Linked DNA regions of Homo sapiens: region 2 is linked to region 1. A link is a contact called in ENCODE Hi-C data. All regions are on one chromosome and are shown on one strand. The core of a region is the stretch at or near the end of the contact, and the rest is flanking DNA. Distances in the headings are between cores, read along the strand shown.

Evidence for each region. A loop is a pair of places that touch in the nucleus more often than their neighbours do. Pooled maps may share reads with other maps.
Region 2: a loop to region 1 is called in a pooled map, with 15 times the contacts of the local background. The contact joins two enhancer-like sites. A Hi-C loop is called at or near these places in 2 of 37 single-sample maps with no recorded cell type and 5 of 50 pooled maps.

Annotation. Positions count from the first base shown.
Region 1 is chr20:58,399,901-58,404,390 of GRCh38, reverse strand. The region is part of intron 1 of VAPB (VAMP associated protein B and C); the gene reads right to left. Among named protein-coding and RNA genes, the nearest start is that of VAPB, 13 kb to the right of the region's middle. Within about 2 kb of position 1,915, at least 2 of the 41 ENCODE cell types and tissues checked have a DNase peak (open chromatin) inside an H3K27ac peak, as active enhancers do.
Region 2 is chr20:57,679,583-57,684,072 of GRCh38, reverse strand. All of the region lies in intron 1 of PMEPA1 (prostate transmembrane protein, androgen induced 1), which reads left to right. Among named protein-coding and RNA genes, the nearest start is that of PMEPA1, 28 kb to the left of the region's middle. RefSeq lists enhancers at 1,607-2,107, 2,417-2,466, 2,557-2,616, 3,027-3,136, 3,517-3,586 and 2 more and a silencer at 2,035-2,198. Within about 2 kb of position 1,950, at least 10 of the 41 ENCODE cell types and tissues checked have a DNase peak (open chromatin) inside an H3K27ac peak, as active enhancers do.

The DNA.
Region 1 (4,490 bases), core at 666-3,165:
GGGAACTTGGGTGAAAGTACAGTGTGATAACGCTATAAGGGGCTTCTGGGGGCATCAAATGGCTGAAGAGGAAGGGGTACGAGAGGGGTGAAAGAAGCTGAGGCTGGAAAGATGCGGTGTGGCCTGACTCTGAAGAGTTTTGCTGCTGGCCTAAGAATTTGGGCCACGAACCTATCCGTAAGATCTAGAGAGCCAATGAATGTTTTTAAACCAAGAAATGATATCAAATTTCAATTTTTAGAAAAATATCTCTGGAAACTGTATAAAGTATAGTCCAAAGGGTGAGAGAAGCAGGCAGAAAAAATAGAGACAGAAAGTTGAGTCACGGTGCTACTACAATAGTCTGGAAGGGAAAGGACCTATACTTAGGATACGATAGAATACTAAGAAGCAAAAGGGCATAGGAGATGCTGCTGATTTAAATGGACTGAGTAGATGTGAAAGGTTACGGAAAATGGGGAGTGAAAGACAAGTTTAGGATTTCCAGCTTGCCAACTTGGTGCAAGGGCCATTCCCAAGATCCAGAAGCCACAGTCAGTGGGGATGAGAAGGTAAACGGTAAATACAGTGTGGAACATGCTGAGTTTGAGGTGTTCTCATGACAACCAGATAGACAGGGATGTCCAGCAGGCTGACAGATCAAAAGATTTGCTTGGAGATAGAGATTTGGAAGTTTTCTGTGCAGAAGTGGAAGATGAAGGCATTATTAATGAGACAACATACAGAGAATTGTTAAATTGAGAAGACTGAAGCCAGAACCTGAGAAACCTCAACATCCAGTAAAAGAGATGATAAAGAGGTGGACAGTTCATCAGAAAAGTCAAAGACAAGTATCACAGAGAGAAACCTGGGGGAACTAAGAAGGGTTTGAGTGAAGGGGTGAGGTCTGATGAAAGAAGAGTAAAGATACCAGAAACTGAGATTCACCGCTTCCCCAAAATTAGCTGTGATAGAAGACTGGGCATTTGCTTAAGCGGGGAAGATCTAGAAAACAAGATTTCTTTTTAGGAAGGGGCAACTTAAGCATGTTTGTAGGCACAAGGAAGGAATCAAGTACAAGAGAAAAGTGAGACAGCAGTAATAGGCTAACGATGCAAAATACTGTTAAGTGATGGGAAAGGAATGGGGTAAAAGAACACACACCTAAGAGGTAGTCCTGACTCTCTGAAATAGAAGAGGAGGAGAAGTAAAAACATAAGTTTCCACAAGAGAGAAAAGCAACCAGCATTTAGTGGAAAATCTTCAAATATTTTCTGAGCAAAATGCACTGTGTCTACATCGATCGGCTGTACATAACGGGCCCTGCCGACAGGCTTCATTACTCTTCACCACTGAAAGTCTTCTTTCTTCCCCCCTCTCTCCTTTCTCAGCTTTGTTTTTGTTTTTGAGATACAGTCTTGCTCTGTCACCCAGAGTGGAGTGCAGTGGCATAATTTTGACTCACTGCAGCTTCCACCTCCTGAGTTCAAGTGATTCTCATGCCTCAGCCTCCCGAGTAGCTGGGATTATGGGCATGCACCACCACACCAGGTTAATTTCTGTATTTTTAGTAGAGATGGGGTTTCGCCATATTGCCCAGGCTCATCTCAAATTCCTGGCCTCAACTGATTCGCTTGCCTCGGAGTCCCAAAATCCTTGGATTACAGGTGTGAGCCATTGCGCCTGGCATCTTTCTCAGCTTTCTCCTAAACACCAACCCTTCCTCGCCTATGCCTTAGACCCAGAGACCATGAACTCCCTGAGAAACTGCCATGCACCATGCACTGTGCTGTGCTAGGCACTGGGATGTGGGGAGAAGAGACACAATCTAAAAAAAAAAAAAAAAAAAGGGTGGGGGGGCTTGCTGACTAACAGCGAAAGGGAGTCACGTATCACGTTGCCAATGACAACATGCTGTGACATGTGTGGGAGCCAGAGGAACAGATACAATGTGAGTGAAGAATGTCAGGACAGTTACCTTGAAGAAGTGAAGCCTGTGCTGAGCCTCAAAGGTAAGCAGGGGGACGCAGTGAAACAAACAAGAGGAAAAGGAATCAACTAATTTTTAGTGGTGGAAACAGCTAAAAACTGTTACTTTATGACTACATACAGGGTAAGTCATGATACATAGTATGCCAAAGCCCCATGGCCAAGGAGAACTAAAAGGCTGAAACACAAGCATGAGGAAAGACGATGCTGGAAAGATGGGCAGGGCAATGTGGGGGGAGTGCAACAAGTATCGATAATTTTCCAGGTTTTGTTAAAGAATTTAAACTTTATTTTTGGCAACAGGAAGACATTTAATGATTGTAAGCAAGCAAGAGATATGCTCAGATTTGCATCTTTGCAAACCATCTTTGAAAACCACATCAGGGTGGAAAGAAAGAGAAGACTCGGACAAGAAGACCAGTTAAGAGGCTATTACAGTTGCGGGAGAAAATGGGGCAGCCATAGAGGGAATGGGGAAGAAGGGACAGAACTGAGTCATAGACTCTCTGAGTTGGTCAAATGCATGAATGTAGGTACCATCCAATGAGACAGTAAGAAGGGGAGGTTTGGAGGAAAAAATGAAAAGGTGGTATAGAGTTCAGCTTGGGTCATGCTGCATTTAACGTATTGCAGCCTTTTATATGGGCTTGGGTCAGGCCTGGGTTCATACATAAGTGACGTTAGAAGCGAAGGGTACTGGTAAAAGAGTTCCGCAAAGGGGAGAAGGGAAGACACAGAGAGAGCAAATCTGAGAGAAACAGGGAAAGGAGAAGAGGGGGAGAAGGTGAACCTGTAACCCTGAGCATTACCAACCGGACTGCATGATGAGTGGGCAAAACTGGCCACATGGGCGGAAGAAAAGCAGAGAGAGCAATGAGAGAGGTCAAGAGAAGAGTGTCAATGAGCAGGATGACAACAGGGGTCAAATGGTAGTGAAGACTGAACATGCAATGGGAGATGTAGTGATGAAGCAATGATTGAGCTCCCGGGCAGTGACTAGAAGTGAAGAACAGAAAGAAAAAAGACAGGAAACTATGTTTTCCAGAAGCTTACCATGATAAGAAGGAAAGTGAAAGGAGTAGCTAGACAGGGTAAAAAGGACTGACAACACAGTTTTTCTTCTTTAAAGGTGGAAGGGACAATACTCAAATGTTTAATGAAAATGACTAATGGCCAAGCACTATTCTCAGTGAGTGCTAGGTATGTAAAGAAAGAAAAAGAAACAATCTTGCTTTGGAAGAGAAAGGCAACAAAAGCATTCATTTTAAAAATAATAATAAATAAAAAGATACAAATGAGCCGACCAAGTGGTCTCTGGATTTCTCTAGATGACTGCTCATGCTTCTTCCACCTTTTCTCTGAGCGAGGTTAGAGGTGAACTATGCACTAAGATGGGATCCTCCTGCCCGCAAATTACATGAAAAGTTTTGATTGTGTGCATCTGCACATTCTCTCAAGAGTAAGCCATGGCTCTCCTTCATCCAATTAGTAAAGCACTGCCTGACTTTACAAAGGTCAGAAGCACAAATTTAGATTTTCAGAGGAGTCCATCAGGATATATTTACATGCCAACAAATCAATTCAACCAACAGATTGAGAATTCAAATAAGCCTCCACAAGGACAAACCTCTGGTTTTTCAGCAAATTTCTCTTTTTATTCTTGTGTATGCTTCTGTTTCAAATGATCATAGCAAACACTGAAAAGATGACCAAATCCAGGGTTGTATCCTTCTTTGGGGTACTCGGAAAAGAAAACAAGAAGAAGAAGAGAATGTAGTCTATGTAGTCTACTCAGAAATACTAAAACAAAAACCTATAGGAGCTTACATTCTAGCAGTGAAAGCCAAGCAATAAATAAGTAAATGAAGCACATAAAGAATAAAACAAAACGTGAAAGTGACATACAATTCGTACAATAAGAGGTGATATAGAAAAAACTGGATCAGAGTCCAAGAATACTCAGGAAAGGTTAATACAAGTAGTGAGCTTTCAAACAGTAACAAGAGGTTTCATTAATTAAATATTCAGGAGCCCATAGGAACAAAGTACCAGTAGGTGCTGTGGGAAATACAAGCTGGTTCCTGTCCTCAAGGGGCTTTCTATCTCTCTTCTTCAGCTAAAATAAACTTAAGTTCTCAAGCTTAGAGCTGGAAGGACCACCTAGAGGTACTGAGTTCAAGCCTCCTTACATCGCAGAGGAGGAAACCAAAGCTAAGGAGGTTAGCCCAAGTGCCTCTAGGTGACAGCAATGCTAGGAACCACAGATTCGCTTTGTAATGCAAAGCACACAGGCTTGGGAGGCTGTAAGACCCGGGTACAAATTCACATTCTGTAAAGTCTTCGCAAAGGCCTTCTGCAAAGGCCTCTCATCTCTAAAATGGAGATGGCCATAACACTGATTTCTCGAGTACGTACCTTTCCATTTCTTCCATTTTTCTACTATATTGTAAATGCTGAGTGATGGAACTAAAAGACTAAAATAGTACCCAGTTAACCCAGAAATGCATAGTTTGCACGACAGG
Region 2 (4,490 bases), core at 701-3,200, 720 kb after region 1:
TGAAGCGAGTCTAACCTATCAGCCTACTTGACTGCGGTGTTGCGGAGCCGGGGGTGGGGCGTGGTGGGACATTTCGTCTGCAGGAGATAGAGAAGGACATCCCATAACACTCCAGGTTTCTTGGCCAGATCTTTTTATTTCTACCCCCAAAACAGACAGCCCACAGGCAGGAGTGGTCTGTTGAGCAGCTACTCCCATTGTGCCCCGCATGGGTTTATGATGGACTTTGTGCAGGTGGCTGGACAGTGTGCTTCGGAGGCCGAGAACTCCAAGAACTCTGAGAGCTGCTGGGCTCTAGTCCTTCCCTCTTGGTGGCAGCCTGGAAGCCTGTAAATTTCCCCGCGGAGTGGGGAAGTGGGGTGACTGTGCTTGTAATATTTCAAGTTATACAGTCATTCGGGGGTTCTTTCTGCTCTCTCATAATTACAGCATCTTTAAGAAGAAATATCAACATGAAGTATTTTCAGGGGAAGAGACTTTTAAAAGAAACACACACACACACACACACACACACACACGCACACAGGCCAGAACACCACCACCGAGTTAGTATAGTAATGCAAGTTCGTAATGCATGCAGGGCTGCTCGCTCCAGGAAGCTCCCAAGCAGGAATGTTCCTGAAGGATGGGCTATTAAATATTGGATCCTCAGGCTGGCAGATGCGTCTGCGCTGTAATTGGGTCTTTCCTGGAGTAATTAAAGGAAAATGATTATATTAACCCAAGTCACCAGGCCAGCATGGCATAGAGAACTGAATGGCAACAGTATTGATGTTTCCCTCCAAAAACTGGCCTCTCTCAGCACATCAAAAACGCACCCTTGGCTTGAGTTTAGGGAGCTTTCCTTTCTTTGCACTTTTTATAATTGATCGCGTGTCTCCTGGCCTTCTTTTTCTTTTTAAAAAGCAGTGGGGGATATCCGTGCCCTCTAACGTGAGCAGCCTCTACCTGCTCAGGGAGATCTGAGCTTAAGGACAAGTGTGGCGTAAATGCCCCCGGAGACTGCGGCGTGAGAGATGACATTGAAAAAGGTCTGGCTTTTAGAGCTCAAACCTGGGAGGCTTGGACTCTTTTTTCTTCTTCTTCTCCTTTTCTGAAGAGTTGGAGAAGCCGGAGTTTCAAGACCGTCTTGGTGTGCTGCCTTATTTAGGAGGCGAGCTGCTGCTCATTTGTCAGGCAAAACAGATGTGGTGGGGAGACAACATCTATTTTCATAATTCGAAACAAATCTGGCGAGCCGCCTTCCTTTTCAGCGGGGCCTGCTCATGCAGAAAGCCCAGCTCCCAGGCAGCATCTAGCAGAAATATTTATAGCTCATCCATTGAACTTTCCTTCCTCCAGGAGGAGTTGGTTTCTGCTGGCGATGGGGACACAGACTTGACAGGGAGTGGGTGCTGTTTCAGGGATTTTTTTTAAATCAAAAACTGGAGGAGTGTGGGTCACAGCCAGCGACGCAGCTGTGCCTCTCCTTCTCGTGTCCTTTCGTCTTCCAGGTGTGGGGCGGTGGGCACGGGAGCCTGCTCTGTAGCATTCAGCAGCCTCTTTACTGGGAGGGCAGTTAAAGGCTGACTTTGAAACTCCTCTGGGCCGGCGCCTAGGACCCCGACACTCCAGGGAGACCCAGAACCTGGGCCCCTAGTTACCAGTGACTTTGTGCTTAGGTATGCAAGGGCAGCGGGCTGTCATTTCCCCATTTTATGGATGAAACCACCGAGGCTCAGAGAACAGCTTGCCCAAGGTCACACAGGGAACCGCTGGTGGAGCTGGTCCCCCGCTCTGAGCACCATTCACACTCAGCTCAAGCCTTCATTCCCACTGGGAGCCTTTGCTACGCCGTCACCTCCCATCGAAGGTAGCTGTGTCTGTCTGTGTGTAATAGTGACCTAAGGAAGGAGGACAGACCCGGTATTTGGGCGAATCACCCATCTTCTGTTCATTTATCCAGTAGGTGAGCTCCTTCCCTGTGCCACTGGAGATGGGAGGACCTGGTGAATGGAACAGGCCTGAGCCTGCCCTCAGGGAGCTACTAGTCTGGTGCAGATGGGAAACAGAGTCAGATACTGAACGGAGGAGGAGATTCGACAGTGTCACATGACTGTGCCTGGGGGCTGCTTTATTGGTCTGAGAGGGTCTCTCAGCAGGGCTGACCTTGTGCTGAGAATGAGGGATGAGAAGGAGTCAGCGGTGGGAAGACCTTGGGGGGAGTACCTCAGGCAGAGAGGAGAAGCCGAGAGGGTGAGGTCTGCTAAGCTAGGTGTGGTGGCCATGTCCAGTTCCCAGCTGGCCGTGTCACCTTGAGGGGGGACTGACCAGGTTGCAGTTCCTTCTTCTGTAAAATGAGGGGGTGACTAAAGCGTACACAAGTTCTGATTCTGGGAAAACCACAGAGAATCGAGTTTTGTAAGGTGCTGCCAGCAGGGGAGGAGGTGGAGGGTACGTGGAGAGCTCTATTATTGCTTACAGAATTGAACGTGAAACGACAATGGTTGCTAAATTAAAAAGTTGGTTATTTTAAGCAGTGAAAGGTCTGGGAGGGCCGTTCCCTTCTTGATGCTGGGACCACCCTTGTAAGAGGCAGCGCCACACCATCCTCACGGTCGTCTCAGGCAGGGGACACCCTAGAGAGGTCTCTCGCTGTCACCCGCAGATGGCAGAAGTGGGACTGGCTCCGGGGCAACCCCTGGTTGCCTCGCACAGGGCTCCCTCCCTGGCAGGAAGGAGGCCCATGCAGGGTGAGGGTGCCCTCAGGAGCTCAGGCAGGCGGCAGGTTTGGAGGGACGGGGGTTCCCAGTGGCAGTGATGGAGGGGTGTTTCTCATTCCCCACTGCCGTGATTCCATGCAAGTGGATGGAGCGTGCTGGAGAGGTCAGGAAGGAGCATGGGCGCCTGCCTCACCCCTGCCCCACCAGCACTCAGGCAGGCCTCACAAATCACAATGGGCCCTGTCCCTGGTAGCACCCAGGGTTGATGAATGGGGACTCCCAGGCCCTGGGGCACTTGGAAATCCCTCATGCAAAAGGTGGAAACTAGAAGTTGTCCTGCAGATTGACATTCTCAGAACTCCTTCCCTCCCTTCCTCACTGACCCGGCCCCGACCCGTGGGATGATTTTCATTCTCCTGCCTCCAGAGAAGGACCTGTGCTTACGTCCTCACGCAGACTGCTCTCCGCCACTTTCCCTCACCCATGTATTCATTTCACAAGCATTTACGAAGTGCCTCCTGTGTGTCTGGCATGGTGGTTGGTGCCAGTGTGCGTTGATCGGTGATCAAGGTGGTTGCGACTCCAGCCTACAGAAATGTACAATCCAAGTGTGAAATGAACAACTGCCCTTTCCTAAGCGTTTGCTTTCAAAGCAGATGTTTTTAGACTAAGTTGTTGTTATTCTTCAAACCGGTTGTGTGTGGTTTCAGTCCCTGCTTCTGTCTTCACATTGAGGCCTAATTAGGAATCAGCTGTTGCCTAGCTAATGTTTATTGAGCAAGCACTATGCACCCGGCACTGTGCCTGAGATATTCACTATCATCTGATTTAATCCAGAGTTTCTCGACCTTGGTGCTGACGTTTGGGCTCAATAATTCTTTTCTGTGGGGGACTTCCCTGTGCGTGGCAGGGTGGATGTTTAGCTACTTCCCCTCGCCCACTGGATGCTAGTAACACCCCCTCCCAGTTGTGGCAACCACAAGTGTTTCCAGATATGGCCAGATGTCCCCTGGGGCAAAATCATCTCCGGTAGAAGAACCACACCTTAGCCCTAGCAGCTGCCCTTGAGGTCCCAGTCCCTTCATCTGCAGAATGCGGGTGTTGACGGGACTCCCCAAAGCGGCTCCTTGGGAGCTTTGAATGATATAATGCACTTAAAGCTCTTAGCACAACCCAGCTAAAGCTGGAGTGGCTGCAGCTCTCCCCGCTGGTGTGTCTGAGTGTCTGACGGGCAGAAGTCGTTTTTACCATCCACTCATCCCCCGACGGTTCCCTGGGGCTTGCAGTGCAAGCCAGACTCCATGCCACAAGCTAGGCTCACCTTGCAAAGATGGTCAAGGTCACAGCCATTGTGACCCTCACTCCCACCAGGGATGCCTGCGTGGACAGCCTGTACCCAAGGAACTGGAAGGCGCAGGCTCTGGCTCTAGCCAGCTTTGCACGGTTGCTCTGTGTCTCTGGGCAACTCCCTCCCCCTCTCTGGCCCTGTCCTTTTCTCATCTGACCCATTTTAGGGGCTTCTAAGCCACTCTCCTCCCCTAGAAACTCAGTATCTAAGAGGGTGAGTTTTTTCCCAAGGTTTTCCCCTGGGTCGTTTACAATTCTGATCACTTAGGGATCTCTGAGCCACTCACAGTGCCAGGTGACCACCCCCTTCCAGCATAACAAATTCACCTATGTGGCTCCAGCAGTTGCTTTCACATCCTGGGCTTCATAATTGAACAAGTGGTTCCTTCACTAAGGAAGCGAGCGCCTGGTTGGAATCTGTTCATCCATAGCGGGCGCTTG